Linked DNA regions of Homo sapiens: region 2 is linked to region 1. Evidence: read pairs that join two places in POLR2A ChIA-PET (ENCODE). Cell type or tissue: Panc1. All regions are shown on one strand. Region 1 overlaps IQCJ-SCHIP1 (IQCJ-SCHIP1 readthrough). Region 2 overlaps IQCJ-SCHIP1 (IQCJ-SCHIP1 readthrough).

Region 1 (8,000 bases):
AAGAAATGAACACTGTTGGCAGGGAAAAACAAATGCTCTATATTTGAAATAATGAAAAAAGGGAAAATTCCAAACTGCTATTTATAATGTCACCATCAAATTAATTTACTTGTGCTAATTATTTTGACTGGCCTACACATTTTTTAGAAATAGCACAGAATATCAAAAACTACAAAATAAAATTGTTGTAGAAGTTACGTATTCACAAAATTTATTTTATTTAAAATACTAGGTAGTGAGAAAAGATGTAGAGTGGGTATAGAGAAGTCACCTGATACACCTGTGGTACAGCTATAAACTTCCACAATATTTGGGGAAGATTAATTGGCAGTATTAGGAGCTTAAATGTATATATCCTTTGAACACTCCCCCCATGAAGTCCAATTCTGAGAAAAATAAAAGTGCAAAGTGCTAGTGCATAGGAATTTATGTACAAAGCTGTTTATTGCATTGTTGTTTATAACAGCAAAAAAGTGGAACCTGTCTACATGTTCATGACAAGAGAGTAGTGGGACAAAGTATGATACATTCAGGTGACTGAAAGTCATGCAGCCATTTGCAAGAGTATCTTCAATCTATCTTTATTGCACTGGAACGAGGTCAATGATATTTTGTTAGGTATGTGAAAAATTTATGGGAAACATGTGGTACTGTCTTCCTTACATAAACCAACCAGAAAAGCTGAGTGTGAGTGACAGCATAGCTTAGTAATCAGAACTACCATTTGAATGTTGTGTCTGCTACACACTGGCAGTGTGACCTTAGGCAAATCATGTTACCTCTCTGTGACTCATCTTTCTAATCTATACAGTAAGATGAATACCTGTACCGTCTCATAGGATCATATGAATAGTATACTATATGTAAAGTCCTTAAAAAACCTGACATATCCTAAGCATTACATAAGTGTTATTTGCTATCATTTTATTATTACTTATGTTTATACAAGCAAAAGGGAAAATATACAATTCATTACCTAAATATCTAGCATCAGTTATTTGAAATGAGTAGAATTAGAGGAGGAAGCAAAACTTATGAATTTAGTATAGATACTTTGCTTTTGCTTGAACTCTTGCAACAAATGTGTGTTACTTTTGCAATTCAGATGACTGAAACTTAAGAGAAACAGCAAGGAAGTTTTTTTTAGTAAAGTTTATCAGGTAAATTTAGAAGTGTCCCCATGCACTTGAATCTCCCATAGATGAGCAGTGTGGACAGCAAAGCTCCTGGAAGCCTTTTTATGACAAAGACTGTGTCTATCCTTCTCCCATTTGTAAAAGCACAACATCTTAAGCAGTTTTACTACCATTATTACTAACAATATAGTTGTTTGGTTATTGCCTCAATCACATTAAAATGCATTTTTGTTTCTATAAGTGCACCAAAGGTTTGGTAATTTCCATTAGCACCTCTGTAGAGAGCAGTTGCAAGATAAAAGGCAAATTGTATAATTATGAAAGCATTACACCCAACTTTTCTTATCATTTCTATTACTTTTTAGTAAGCAAACTTTTTTTACTGAAAAGTCTAGCATCAAGTAAGTTTGGAAGCCTAAAGCATTTTATTGTTGAACTACTCAAAATATTACCATAAGTATAGCAAAATTATACATTGCAATTTAACTTTAAAAGAATAGGTCCACTTTGGGAGGCTGAGGTAGGCGGATCACCAAGTCAGGAGATCGAGACCATTCTGGATAACACGGTGAAACCGCATCTTTATTAAAAATACCAAAAATTAGCCGGGCATGGTGGCACGTGCCTGTAGTCCCTGCTATTGGGGAGGCTGAGGCGGGAGAATCATTTGAACCCAGGAGGTGGAGGTTGCAGTGAGCCCAGATTGTGCCACTGCACTCTAGCCTGATGGAGTGATTGACAGAGTGAGACTCCATCTCAAAAAAAAAAAAATTGCTACCATGTGCTTTTGCTATATTTGGCTCATGTTTATGGTCTATAAGCAGTTTATTCATTATTCAGGCTACCAACTTCATTAGGATTTGTTAGAACACCTTCAATATTTCTTTTTCAACATTATTGGAGGAAAAATTATATTTTTTATCTTTAGTAAGGCATTTTTTGCTACACTTATTATTTCTTGGTAAGGTAGTGATTGGTGGTTTTTTAACATATTTAATGTAGTGTTAGACACCGTTAAGAAGTACATAAAGTAGAAGGGAATAAAACCAACAGTCACTACAAATTTTCAGGTTTTGAAAAATTATCTTTACCTAAGCCAATAGGGGACCCAGACCTGCCCTGTGTTTTCCTTGGGTACCTACTCTGCCAGGTGGTAAGCTGGGGTGGTCCCTGGCCCAGTGGAGCTCATGTCCTAATGGGAGACAAACAAGGAAGCGGATATGTAAACAAGACAATTACAGCCAATAAGTGCCATGAAGGACATACTAAGAGTGATTATAAAGGAAAGTGACCTCACAGATAAGATGGGTGGGGAGGGGTGTGCAATGACGACTGTTGAAATGACATCTGAGCTGAAACCAGAAGGGCAGGAGTGAAAAAAGCCACATAAGAGGGTGAGGCATTGGAGGCACAATGAGAAAAACAAGGATGAGGTGATCTTTAAAATTGACCATTTAGGACTAGTTTGTAATGATAAATTATTCTCACTTCTTTAAAAATGATCTATTTCTTCAGCAACATGGATAAAACTGGAGATCACTGTGTTAAATAAAATAAGCCAAGCACAAAAAGACAAAAATTGTGTGTTCTCAGTCATCTCTGGGAGCTAAAAAAGTGGATCTTATAAAATTTGAGAGTAGATTGGTGGTCGACAGAGGCCAGGGCAGGTATGGCGAAGGAGGGGATGAAGAGTTTGATCAAGGGTACAAATATACAGTTTGAGAGGAAATAAGATCTACTGTTTGGATGCTGGCAAGGCTGTGGAGAAATAGGAACACTTTTACACTGTTGGTGGGAGTATAAATTAGTTTAACCATTGTGGAAGACAGTGTGGTGATTCCTCAAGGATCTAGAACCAGAAATACCATTTGACCCAGGAATCCCATTACTGGGAATATACACAAAGGATTATAAATCATTCTACTATAAAGACCCATATACACCTATGTTTATTGCAGCACTATTTACAATAGCAAAGACTTGGAACCAACCCAAATGCTTATCAATGATATACTAAATAAAGAAAATGTGGCACATATATACCATGGAATACTATACAGCCATAAAAATAATGAGTTCATGTCCTTTGCAGAGACATGGATGAAGCTGGAAGCCATCATTCTCAGCATACTAACACAGGAACAGAAAACCAAATACCTCATGTTCTCACTTATAAGTGGGAGTTGAACAATGAGAACACATGGACCCAGGGAGGGGAACATCACATACAGGGGCCTGTTGGGGGGTGGGGGGTAAGGGAAGGGAGAGCATTAGGACAAATACCTAATGCATGAAGGGCTTAAAACCTAGATGACAGGTTGATAGGTGCGGCAAACCACCATGGCACATGTATACCTATGTAACAAACCTGCACATTCTGCACATGTATCCCGGAACTTAAAGTAAAAAAAAAAAAAAAAAAGATTTGATAGATCAGTAGGTGAATCTAGTTTACATTCATCTACTGTATATTTCAAAAGAGGTAGAAGAGAATAAATTGAAGGTTTCTAGCATAAATACAAATATTTAAGGTGATGGATATCCCAATTACACCCATCTCATCTTTACAAATTATATGACTGTATTAAATTATCTCATGTACCCCCTAAAAATGATCAGTTTAAGAGTCTAGTCTCAGATTTTGCTATCTAAAATATACTATCATACATTCTGGGGTAAATTGCCTTTAATACTTGATGTCCTGCTTTTTATCTTTTTAAATACAGATTTTTTTCTTTTAATTGCTTACTTACAAATAATTAGGAAGATATTCACATGCAAATCGCATAAAGATGTCAGAGAAACTCCCTAGTCCAGCTTCCTCCAAGAGTATCTTCCTCCAAGATACTCTTCTGAGTTGTAGAATTTTAACATTAATAAAAAATGAACCACTTTTTACTCTGGCACCATGCTCTTTCCCCCTTGCAACCTCACTCATTCTCTCTCCTATTCATCACTAGTTCATTTTTCCCAACTCTCTATCAGATTTGGCACTCACTTTTTATTTACCGTTTGACTCTGCAGACCCATTTAATTTGCTGAGTCACCTTGGACTTCAGTTTCTGCACCTATAAAATTATGTGGCTGGCCTAGATTATCTATAAAGTCTTTTTCAAGTCTAACATTTTTCTGGTCTACAATTCACTATCTACAAACCCCCCACTTATATATATTATCAGTCATCTCTCCACCTCCTTACTCCCTGAGTGTGTTGGCCTGCATATGTCTGGTGCCTATAATTTGAGGATATGAGTCTGTGTGAAGAAGGTGATGAAAGCAGGTGGAAGGAGGGTGTTGAGTGTATGTGAGCTCCACAGAGGTGGCAGGACAGCAGGGAGTCAGTAGGGGCCCATGGGGAATTGGGGTCAGCATGGATGGAGCTACGGGACACTTCAATTTCAATTACTACCTCCTTGAAAAATGAAGCTACTTTACAACATGATCTATGACTTTAAGTAAAAAAAAAAAAAAAAAAAAAAATCCTCACAAACCATGCGAAGACAATCTGTACACATTCAAAGTGACATACTGATTTGTCACCAGCTGGTTGACAGTAAGCAGTGCTGACCAGAAGTGATAGGACTGGCTACCCTGAGGCCCTTCATGTCACCTTAGTGTCTGCTGCCCACGAACTGCCTCCCTTCATAAAGCAGGAAGGCTGTGCTGCCAGTCACTTACTGTCCCTATTGAGCACAGTACAGTATAGTCATTAAGAAGATGAGTTCTGGGTTCAACTCCCAGCTCTACCATTTATTTGTTGTATGACCTTAACTAAGTCACTTGAATTCTCTAAACTTACTTCATAGGTTTTATGAAAATTGAATATAAAATATCTGGCATATAGCAAGTGTTTAATATGCTACCAGTTACTACTGTTGTATAGTTGATAAGACTTTGGTGTTAATTAACTTGCATTTGCATCTGTAAGTATGAAATGAAAGCCTGTGAACAATTTTCAGATGTCAACAAGTAGGTGGAAAGACATTTTGGGGCAGAAGATTCTGAAGCATGCGACAATGGTAGCAGTAGTAGTAGTGATGATGATGATGATGATGGTGATGATGATGATGATGATAGCTACCACTTATTAAGAACTAACAAGGGGCCAGGCACTATGAGGCTGGCTGGAATGCTTAGCTCTCTCGGGTAGGACAACACTTAAGTCCCTGGTCCTTCTCAGTGCTGGGTGATGAATCAGAAGCTGGAGATAGGAATGTTACCAAGAGAGAAGGGGACATAGAACCAATGAGAAAGAAACAGCAGGCCGAGCGTGGTGGCTCACACCTGTAATCCCAGCACTTTGGGAGGCTGAAGCGGGAGAATCATGAGGTCAGGTGTTTGAGACAAGCCTAGCCATCATGGTGAAACCACATCTCTACTAAATATACAAAAAATTAGCTAGGCATAGTGGAAGGTGCCTGTAATCCCAGCTACTCAGGAGGCTGAGGCAGGAGAATCCCTTGAACCCAGGAGGCGGAGGTTGCAGTGAGCTGGGATTGTGCCACTGCACTCCAGCCTGGGTGGCAGAGTGAGACTCCGTCTCAGAAGAAAAAAAATAAAAGTAAAGAAACTGCAAAGCATTAGAGTGGGTGCTTTGACAGTTAATGGACTAGTTCTTCAAGGATGAATGAGAGTTTTCCAGAAGGAAAGATGGGGTAACAGTATTTCCAGCAAAGAGAACAGCAGTCCCAAGGCAAAAAGCTGTGGATGGCCTGGCTGTTCAGGGAAGAACAGATGTTTCATTGTGTGGCATAGACTTCAGAGACCTGAGGACAGATCTGGTAAGAAGAATCTTCTATGGTAAGCAAATTGGAAGGGGATGGAATTTACATTAAATGAGTACCTACGATCTGTCAGGTGCTCTGGGTACTTCATATACATGAACTCAGTAATCCCCAAACATCCTATGAGTAGGAATCATTCTCTCTCTCTTACAGATAGGGAATCCAAGTTCAATAAAGGTTGACATTTCCAGAATCTCACAGTTACTTAGTGCAGAACTGGTGTTACACCCTTTGGTGTTCCTGACTCCTAAGCCCATGTTCTTCTTGCTGCCCCCACAACCTCCTCTTGTACCTTAGAGAGTTCTCGAAGAAAGGCGAGCCCACTTGGCTTCTCCTGTTAGTCAGTTGCCAGGTGGCAACTGACTAATCTATTGATAATAATGTTAGTAATGTTAGACATCCTATACAACGGCATGGTGTTCTGTAGATTACAAATCATTTTTGGTGTGTGGCTTTGGGCAAGTTATTCATCTACTCTGTGCCTCGGTTTTCTCATCTGAATTACGTGGTACCCACCTTATATGGTTTCCATGAGAAAAAATTAAGTCATAGGAATAAAGTGCTTAGAAAGCCCCCGAACATAGTTCTGTAAATGTTGGTTCCAGAGTTGCCACTAGTTTCAGCAGCTCATTCAGGTTTTATATATAAGGTACTTTCTCCATTTTACAGGTGAAAAAACAGGCTCAGAGAAGTTTGTAAACTGCCCAGACACACTGCTTCAGAGTGACAAGGGAAGGATTCCAAGCCAGGTCTTCTGACTCCCCTCCACCCATCCTCTTCTGTTGTAATAGTGTATGTCCACCTGTTCACCTACCTCCCTCAAGTGACATCCAGGGGCATTTGAGGTCACATACCTGTGTTCAGAGTGTGCAATGAGCAGGGGTCCCTCCTCATGCATACTGCCAATCTCGAATGCACACACCAAATAAATGGCTAGAAGCATAATGGTTTCCCCTGTACTACCACATGTGCTACTCTAAGTCTACATGTACTAAAATAGCCAGAAGCATTATATTATTTTGTTTAAAATAAGCTTCCAGGAGAGATGAAATCATCAAGAATTAATGTAAGTGACCATCTTCCAACAGAGATGGTGCTAACAAATGATGTGAGACACAGATCAGTGACCTCTTCAATTACCCCAGCTCCACCTGAAAAGTCCAAGTCAGCTGCCAAAGCACATTTATGGCTCTCTCTGGACTTGTGCAGTCACTGTTGTGTTCATTTACTTTAGCCTTTATATAATTAGCCCACAGATAGTATTAGATGGTGATAATGTACACGTGCATCACACTCCGTTTACAGGCTTGTAGTGAAGGCTGTTAGTCACACTCCATGTGACTACAACCAAATCTGTCACACAGTCTAAACTGACCAATAAATCCATGTCAAGTGGAGAGAATAATTTAAGTGATAATAAAAGGCAACCGGTTTAGATTTTGATCTTATTGGCATAAGTTTCCTGCTGCCTAAATGTCATTTAACTCTTGAGGGAACAGCGATGAGGGCCCTGAACCTTCCAGGCGTAAGTTTAACAGTGGGGATTAAAAGAGATGTTAGCCTCCTGAAGATAAACTAATTGTTAGATCCAATTTTAAATTAATAAGTGCCATCAATGGCGGAGAAGCAACTGATAGGATTTGAGGGGTCCTTGGAGGTGCATTCTGTGGACGCAGTTGCTATGGTGATGGGTTTGTTCTCCAGGAGACAGAAGCTGGAACACAGGATGCTTGGAAGTAGGATGTCATTGTCCACATGAAGCACACCCTGACTTATAGCTATGAAGCTTCCAGGGTCCCACCAAAGGCGTTTTTGCTTCCAGCACTGCCTTGGCAGATGCAGCAGCCTGTGGGCTAATGCCATTGATGTCCGGCAAATGTTCCAGGAGTGGTGCCTAGCCCAGCTTCTCCCTCTGTTAGGTACTAGAAAGAGCAGAAAATTGCCTGTGCATATGGAGAGGAAGAATGGGTGAACAGGAGCCCTGACATTGTGATGAGACGTGTGAATTCATTTCATAAAATTCATTCTGAACACTGATCAGAACACACATCAGAAGAACTGATGTTCTTCCCAATTCAAA
Region 2 (8,000 bases), 130 kb after region 1:
CCAAATAGCTGGAAGTTAGCCTCTGTAACCTTCATTACACAATAACACAATAGCTGTTTCTCTTTGCTAATAGCTAGAGCCACATCTGAATATCTGTTATCTCTTGGTATGTAATACCCTCTTATGTCTATGTACTTCTATATAAGATTTTTTCATAAATGGAAACTTTTTTTTAATTTGCAAAAAAAATCATTCAAACATAAATGCATGGCTTTATGCCTTTCTTTCTGCCTTGAATGTTCCCACCACCACTCTGTGCTTACTTGTAATTATCAAATCCATGCAATCTTAAGTCTCAGTTAGAAACTCATTCTATATATTGGCTGGAAGTGATTGTAATGATCCTCAGGTTTAGCAGAGGCTCTGAGAGGTTAAAGGATGATTCAATGTGCGCTGCTCTCTTGACATCTGATATCAAGCTAGCTGCTCCTTGTAAATTGATTTATATGTAGAATATGACTATAGATCCCTAAGGTTACAGGCAGCCTTGCTGTGATGGGCATGACTTGGGAGCCCTTGCCACCTCAACACACCCAGAGAGCTCTCCTCCCAGAAGTCCTGAAATCACATCTAGCGATAGCTTCATCTGCGGCAGCATGTCCAGCAAAGAGACTGTCACCGAAGGACCAGGAAGGGAGACAAGGTTGGGAAGGGGGAAGTTGAGGGTACACAAGCTACAGGGAAATCCACTACCTTCTGCAATGTTTTTACCCATTCATTTACTTATTCACTTAATAGTCATTTATTTGCTCAGTAGCTGCACTCTGCTAGATACTTGGGAGTCAACCTAGCTAGGATTTTTTCCCAAGTGGTCTATTTATTTTGTTGAGGGAGAGGCACATCAAACAAACACCAAGGTTGGTTATTTAACATCCAAGATAAGTGATTCAGTTGACTTTGGAGACTGACTTGGCCAGCTGCCGAGGCAGAGACAGTGCTGAGGGATTGACAGCTGAATGGAGACCTGAAGAGCTTCTGGGAGCCAGGTGAAAGGGATGGCAAGAGCTGCCCAGCCCCAGGCAAGAGGGAGTTTGGAAAGTTTCATGGAAACTGCACCAGGAGCATCCTCACCAAAATCACTCCCTTACCTCACAAACACATCCCAGGCATCTGAGTCTGCACTTCATTTGTGGAACTTTCCACCAGTCCTAAAAGCCATCTTGCGCACAATAAAATAATCTTGCAATTTTCCTGTAGTTGATTTGAAATATTTTTATGCTGCAAGGAGTTTAATAACAGGCACAATGCTTGAAATGTCACTTCTTATACTTGGAGAACTGGAGTGGAGTGGAGAATGGAGCCTTTTAGGGAAGTACGTGGGAAGAAGCTGTTTAAATCCAGTAATGAATTAGTGTTAAACTTCTAAGGCTCCAGGAACTTCTTGAGTATTTTGGTTTAAAGTAGTTGGCATATTTGAGGGTTTTTCTCCCAGGTCTACTGGAAGCTGTGAGCTGGGAATATAGTAAAACAGAGGTCCCAGCCTTTTTCCTGATGAGTTATTTGTGATTTACCTGAAGCTTTAGGCGCACTAACCCAAGATGAAGTAAAGGCGTTGTAATGCCAGGTGCCAACAGAAAGTCAGGTATTCTCATGCCAGCCACATGAGCACTCCACCCCGGGGCTTCTTTCTAAAACCCTTCTGTGCTTTGCAGGCAGGTCCAAGGAGGTTAGAGAAACCCCTGCAGTCCCCCTTCCATCCCATATGTGATGATTGGATTGGGGAGTCTTGGTTAGGAGCAAAGGATAATTACCGTGTCAGAGCACGACCAATGAATTGTAACAAGCTGAGGTAAAGTTTAATTTCCTCTTCCACCTACCGCAATGAAAAGCTGTTGAATGTCAAATATGGTTTGCACCTTTGAAGTGAAAATGTTTTCTGCCACATGTCATCCCGTTGAGCAAGTCTACACCTGTTCATCTGGTCATGGGTTAGCAGAAAGAATGAAAGAGAGAAACTCTGTGCCTTTGAGCGAAGACATTTTTCAGTACTTATTACTCTGTTTCACTTTCCAGCTTTCACCTTCTCTGCAGTTTTTCTTTCATCTTGACACTATAAGGAATGCATGAGCCTTCCCTATGGAACATTGTAGATCTTGTTTAAATGGTAAAAACATCTCCAGCTCAGCTGACCAGTTCATTAGAATAGCTATGTGCTACACAAGAAACATGAAATATTTTGTCAGGTAGGAATCTAAGGAATCCTGGTGACGTGGGCTTTCCCGTCAGTCGTTTGCTCTTTTCCCTTAACTTAAGCCTTGTGCTGCTTTAGTTATCCTGTAGAATAAATGGAAAAGTAAATGGTTTTATTTTATTTTGGAGACGGAGTCTTGTGACGCCCAGGCTGGAGTGCAGTGGTGCCATCTCAGCTCACTGCAACCTCTGCCTCCCAGGTTCAAGCAATTCTCCTGCCCCAGCCTCCTGAGTAGCTGAGACTACAGACGCGTGCCACCATGCCCAGCTGATTTTTGTATTTTTAGTAGAGACAGGGTTTCACCATATTGGCCAGGCTGGTCTCGAGCTCCTGACCTCAAGTGATCCACCTGCCTCTGCCCCCAAAGTGCTAGGATTATAGGCGTGAGCCACTGCGCCTGGCCCAAGTAAATGGTTTTAAATCACGGTGCTAGGTCTGAGGAAATTATTTACAAAGCTCTATCAAAAAACAAAACTGTGGAATCTTTTAAATTAAGTAACAGTCAAAAAGCCAATGTGAATTTTTTTCCTTGGTATGGCTGCTTTGCTTCATAGCTCAGAGACTGAACCAGAGCTAGAGGTTATGAACTAGACGAGGATTTCATACATTTTTTTCTCCAGCCACTTTTCTCCGTTAGTAAATAAACAAATGAATAAAATAAAAAGGTTGCAGGGTGAACCCAAAATTCTGTAATACTGTTAAAAAATCATGATTAAGTATTATTCATTTTATACACCTACCAATGGCAATGCACTTAAAATGCCATATCAGAACAGTTGTGCAACATCTCAATTTGATAGTTTTTCTAAGAAGCATAACCAAGCTTCCATAAATGTAGTGAAAGCTTTTTTCATATTAAAGACATGTTATCGGGAGATGGAATGTTTCCTTCTTCCTACATAACTGAACAGTGATTAAATATTGACTAAGAGCCAGGAGTTGACAGCCATTGGCCTCACCCTGGTAAATGCTGATATATGATGCTGAATGTAAATACAGAGCCATCCTCTCAGGGCCATAGTTTTGTTGGTTTTTTTTTTTTTTTTCTGTTGGGAGATGGGGAGCCAGCAAGTTGTAGCTTATGCTTGAGGTGTCAGATTCAAGTGTTGCAATAGAAGTGTGTAATTTGAAACAAGTAATTCTTTAAAAAGCCACCCAACTGTCAAAAGAAAAATATATTTTTCTAATCAATCTGAATAATAAACAGAATGCTAGTTAGAAGTTTTAGCAAAACATCCAGGGTACCCACTGAATGCTGCTGTTTGTAGAAACAAAAGAGCTATCCATCACTGGGGCAGCTTATACTTTCATAGACAACGATTGTTTGGTTTATATGAAACAAACTGGTCGAAACATCAGATTTATTTTGGGGACATGAATATATGTTTGGGAAATTTTAAAACATCTTATTTTTGTTGTATGTGTATTTTCTTTTTTGTTGTTTTAAACATCTATTTAAAATATGCAGTTGATATTTTCCCTCCCTCTATGGGGAAAATCAAAGATAATAATTTTTATTACATTTCTTTCTGTTAATAAGGTTCATTATAAGATCTTATTATTTTTATCCCAAGATTTTTAAACCCTGCAGGAAATACCTGGAAGACTTACTCAACAGCTGTTTGTAGTGCCATGAAGCAAAATCTGTTAATTCTTTATTGGTTAGAATGATTTAAACATAGGTCTCCTTTTCAGCAAATATAGCAATCTAAAAAGTCTGCTTTTTTTTCCAGCAAGTTTTAATAGACATTTCCTAACCTCTAAATCATCTATGATACCCTTATTGTGATGGTCATCTGGACATCAACATTGCTATCTTCAAAGTATAATGAAATTAAAAGATACTTTTAAAGATTATTATAGTTCTCAAATTATTCAAATTGAGCCAAAATGGATTCATATGGATTTGAGTTGTTATTAATTCCTATTAGAGGTATTGGCATATGTCTGTTCAAAAACATTAATGCTTCTTAAATATCAATGACTATTCTTCCTTGAAATGTACTGAGAAATGGATTTCGTGCTGCTGAAACTGAAATGAGAAGGAATGGTCATAAATCATAGTTTAGTTTCGCACCTTTAGTCAGATAAGCAGTGAAGTGACTCTGAGTCAAAGCGTGTGTGTGTGTGTGTGTGTGTGTGTGTGTCTGCGCGTGTGCACTGTGTGTGTGTGTGTGTGTGTTTTGTGGTGTGATTGTGGTCTGTGTGTAGTGGAGGGATGGTTAATAGAAATGAAGCATCACAGCTGGACCAGCCACAGCACGTAGAATCCTTCCCTGGGGCCTCAGTTTACAAGACAAATAATTTAGAGTAACCCCTTCCCCCTTTAAAAAGCCGAATATTTTTGTAAAAATTAAAGTGAGCACTGAAGACAGTTTTGAAGACAAAGAAGAACTCACAGTAAGCGAGTCTGAGTAGGTGCGTGACTGGCCAGCTTTGGTATTGACTGGCAAGGAGAAGACTTGTTGAGGGTTGACTTTGGGTCTGATTAGATACCAGGGATTTGACCTATGTAATCTTATTTTTGTCCTCTCAACAAACTTTGTACCCCTTTTTAGTAAAAAGATGAGAACATTAAAACCTAGGAAGATTTAGTAACTTCCACATAGCTGGTAAGTGGTTGAGTTAGAATTCCAACTCCCAGGTGACTTAATTTAAAATTGACTTCAAAGTAGCTCCCATATGGACTGAATATAGGATACGAGCCTCTGCCTAGCCTTCAGTCCTTTTTGTTTGGTTTAGGTGTTGGTTGTCTTTGTAAACACTGGAAGCTGCTGAGTCATCTCCCTCGGCTTTTTCCATCACACTTTACCCCACATACATTCATACACACTTGGCTCAAGCTTTTCGGTTCTTTCTCTGGACACTAGATGACTGTCAGCCTTACCTGGGCCCTGCCCCAGAGGCTGCCCCAGCATCTGGTAGGAGCTTAGTGAGCGGAATGGATTCCTAGTGAAATAATGAATGTCTTTCCTTGTATTCTGTGTTTGAAACCTCCAGGATAGCAATTCCATCTGCTATATGAAATAAGAAAAAGTAAATATTCTTTGGTTAACCTTTGTCATTCGCCTACTTAAACCTCAATCACATTTCTTTGAAATCATGCCAGATTTGTGGAGAGCAAATTGCCAGGTAAATGGAGGGCAAATTCACCAAACTAATTCTTAGTTTTTTCCTTCTCTAAGGGAAGGAACACTTTGCAGCTTAACAGCATTTTCAAAGTTTCAAACAGGACTGGCTACTGAGTTGAAGAAGCATTAGTTGGCCCTTAAGTCCTCCCCTCTGGCCACTGTTGTCCACTTCACACATTTGGACCAACTTCCCTCATCTGAGCCTGAATCCTATTAGCCAGCACTGAAAATCTGGCATGGTTTCAAAGAAATGTGATTGAGGTTTATGTAGGGGAATGATGAAGGTTAACCAAGGAATGTTTACTTTTTCTGATTTCATATAGCAGATGGAATTGCTATCCTAGAGGTTTCAAAATAATCTTATCGAGATGACTTTTGACCCGTCTTCAATAGCATTACAACAATCCCCGCAGCCTGGAGACTAAGCTCTGCTGCTGTTTTGAGTGAGCTGGCCCCACAGAGGGTGTGACGTGGGAGTAGAGATGAGTGTCGGCCTCAAAGTCTGCTCCCATCTCTCAGGAAAGCACCTTCTTTAGATTAAGGTATTGGGGCTGACACTAAAATAGATGATATTTGAGGCTAAGTTTTCAATTTCACTCTTTCCAGAAAAACAAAGTACTGATAGGGATCTACTCTAAAAGCTGGTTTTAAATACAAGGCGTTACAGAAGTGCCAAATGCAGTCACTGCACTTAAAATCATGGCCTGTGGATAGAAACAAAGCTGAAGAGTGGCCTGCCGAGTGTAGAGCGTTCTTTCACTTGTAAGAAATTAAATACAGAGACACTCAACACAATTCCTGGATGTGATTTCCTGTTGGTTCATCTACACACTCTAGAAGATTCCTGAGGAGAGGTTTATTGCCCAAAGGAATTCAGTGGAGGTATTTTCAGGTTTGGCTGATTTCCAAGAGCCCCCTCTCAGGGCCAAATTATCCAATTCCCTTTCTTGGTGAGTTCACCACACTTCATTCATTCACCAAAAATATGCATGGAGAGCCTAACTACTACATACTAGGCACTGAGCATACAGTGCTAAAAATAAAAAAAGATAAAATCCTAGTCCTAATGTAGGATACATGCATTAAACATATGAACATATGAACCCTGTATTTGTCAGGGTTCTTCAGAGAAACATAACCAATAGGGTATAATATATATATAATTCACCTTACATATATATAAAATTGAGCATCTGTAATTAAAAAATCTGAAATCTAAAATGCTCCAAAATTCTAAACTTTTTGAGGGCTGACATGATGCTTATAGGAAATGCTGTGGAATATTTCAGATTTTCAGATTAGGGATGCCTCACCAGTAAGCATAATGCAAATATTCCAAAATCCAACAAAATCCAACATTTGAGACACTTCTAGTCCCAAGCATTTCAGATAAGAGATACTCAACCTGTATATGTGTATGTATACAGGTTGTGTGTGTGTATCTATATATACAGAGAGAGAGAGAGAGATTGATTTTAAAGAACTGGTTCATGCAGTTTCGAGGGCTGGCAAGTCCAGGCCAGCAGGCTGGAAATTCCTTCAAAAGTTAATGTTGCAATCTTGAGTCTAAAGGCTGTCTGGAGGCAGAATTTCGTCCTTTTCAGGGGACCTCTCTTTTCTCTTAATGTCATCAACTGATTGGATGAGACCGGCCCACTTTATGGAGAGTAATCTGTTTTACTTAGAATTGACTGATTTAAATGTTAATCACATCGAAAGCACACCTTCACAGCAACATCTCACCTGGCATTGACAAACAACTGTGCACCATGGCCTAGCCAAGTTGACACAAAATTAACCATAATCCCCCACCTCCAAATAACTGTCATTTCAATTTAGTGGCTCTCAAACTTGAGCAGGAATCAGAATCCCCTGGAACACTTGTTTGAAACACAATTGCTGGGCTCCACACTCCTGATTCAGGAGGTCTAGGGTTGGGCCCCAAAATTTGTATTTCAAACAAGTCCCGGGTAACGCTGATTCTGCTGGTCCAGGGATCATACTTTGAGAATGATAAGATTACATAATTCAGGGTCTGACCCTTAGCCTCGTGGCCCAGAAACTGATTTTGTTATCATAAGAAAGATAATTTTATTTATCAGGGATGTACCCAGTAAACCATGATTCCAAACCTGATGTGTAAAATAGCAATGCCAATTTATTGATTTATGATAAGCACTAAAACTACGGTGGTGAGCAGAACAATCCTGTCAGCCTGGGAGGGGCAGTCCATCCTGTGGGCAGCTCCACTGAAAGGTGAGCAGTCAGTAATTGGAAGGAACTGGGGATCCCAGCCAATGATCCAAAACAGGTGATTTAATTGCTGCAACCGCTCCCACCGCCAGAAGGGTCATATTCTCAGTTCCTGCCCAAGGCCCCCCTCTACCTGGACTTTATACTTGGATTAAGACAGGGGCAACTTTGGAGGAATGGATGTTTTCAGTTGAAAGCTTTGGTATTTACTGGGCTGAAAGAGTGCTCCTCTCTGCTCCTCAGACTCTACTCAGCAGCTGGGCTCAAAGTTCATAGAAATTGGAAATGCTTTTAGTGAATCATTAAAATGTTACCTTTTACAGAAACTTTTTATTGGATATAACTTATACTGTTTTTATGAAAGAGGAACTTGAGCAGCATTAGAATGTGTTAATGTATGTCCTTCATATGCTCGGTTTCCTTTC

What was found. Peaks named below come from ENCODE experiments on the same cell type or tissue, not always from the same donor. Only the 100,000 strongest peaks of a DNase experiment are listed, where the experiment ranks them.
Region 2: POLR2A ChIA-PET joins it to region 1 with 14 read pairs; 2 of 35 experiments call an interaction of 5 or more read pairs at or near these places.

What each region holds. Positions count from the first base shown.
Region 1 is chr3:159,650,210-159,658,209 of GRCh38, forward strand. All of the region lies in intron 4 of IQCJ-SCHIP1 (IQCJ-SCHIP1 readthrough), which reads left to right. All of the region lies in intron 1 of SCHIP1 (schwannomin interacting protein 1), which reads left to right. Among named protein-coding and RNA genes, the nearest start is that of IQCJ-SCHIP1-AS1, 110 kb to the right of the region's middle. In Panc1, no CTCF peak of the experiment used is centred here; no DNase peak of the experiment used is centred here; H3K27ac peaks cover 5,260 bases.
Region 2 is chr3:159,782,359-159,790,358 of GRCh38, forward strand. The region is part of intron 4 of IQCJ-SCHIP1 (IQCJ-SCHIP1 readthrough); the gene reads left to right. The region is part of intron 2 of SCHIP1 (schwannomin interacting protein 1); the gene reads left to right. Among named protein-coding and RNA genes, the nearest start is that of IQCJ-SCHIP1-AS1, 18 kb to the left of the region's middle. In Panc1, no CTCF peak of the experiment used is centred here; DNase peaks (open chromatin) are centred at 4,993 and 5,788; H3K4me3 peaks cover 887 bases; H3K27ac peaks cover 2,963 bases.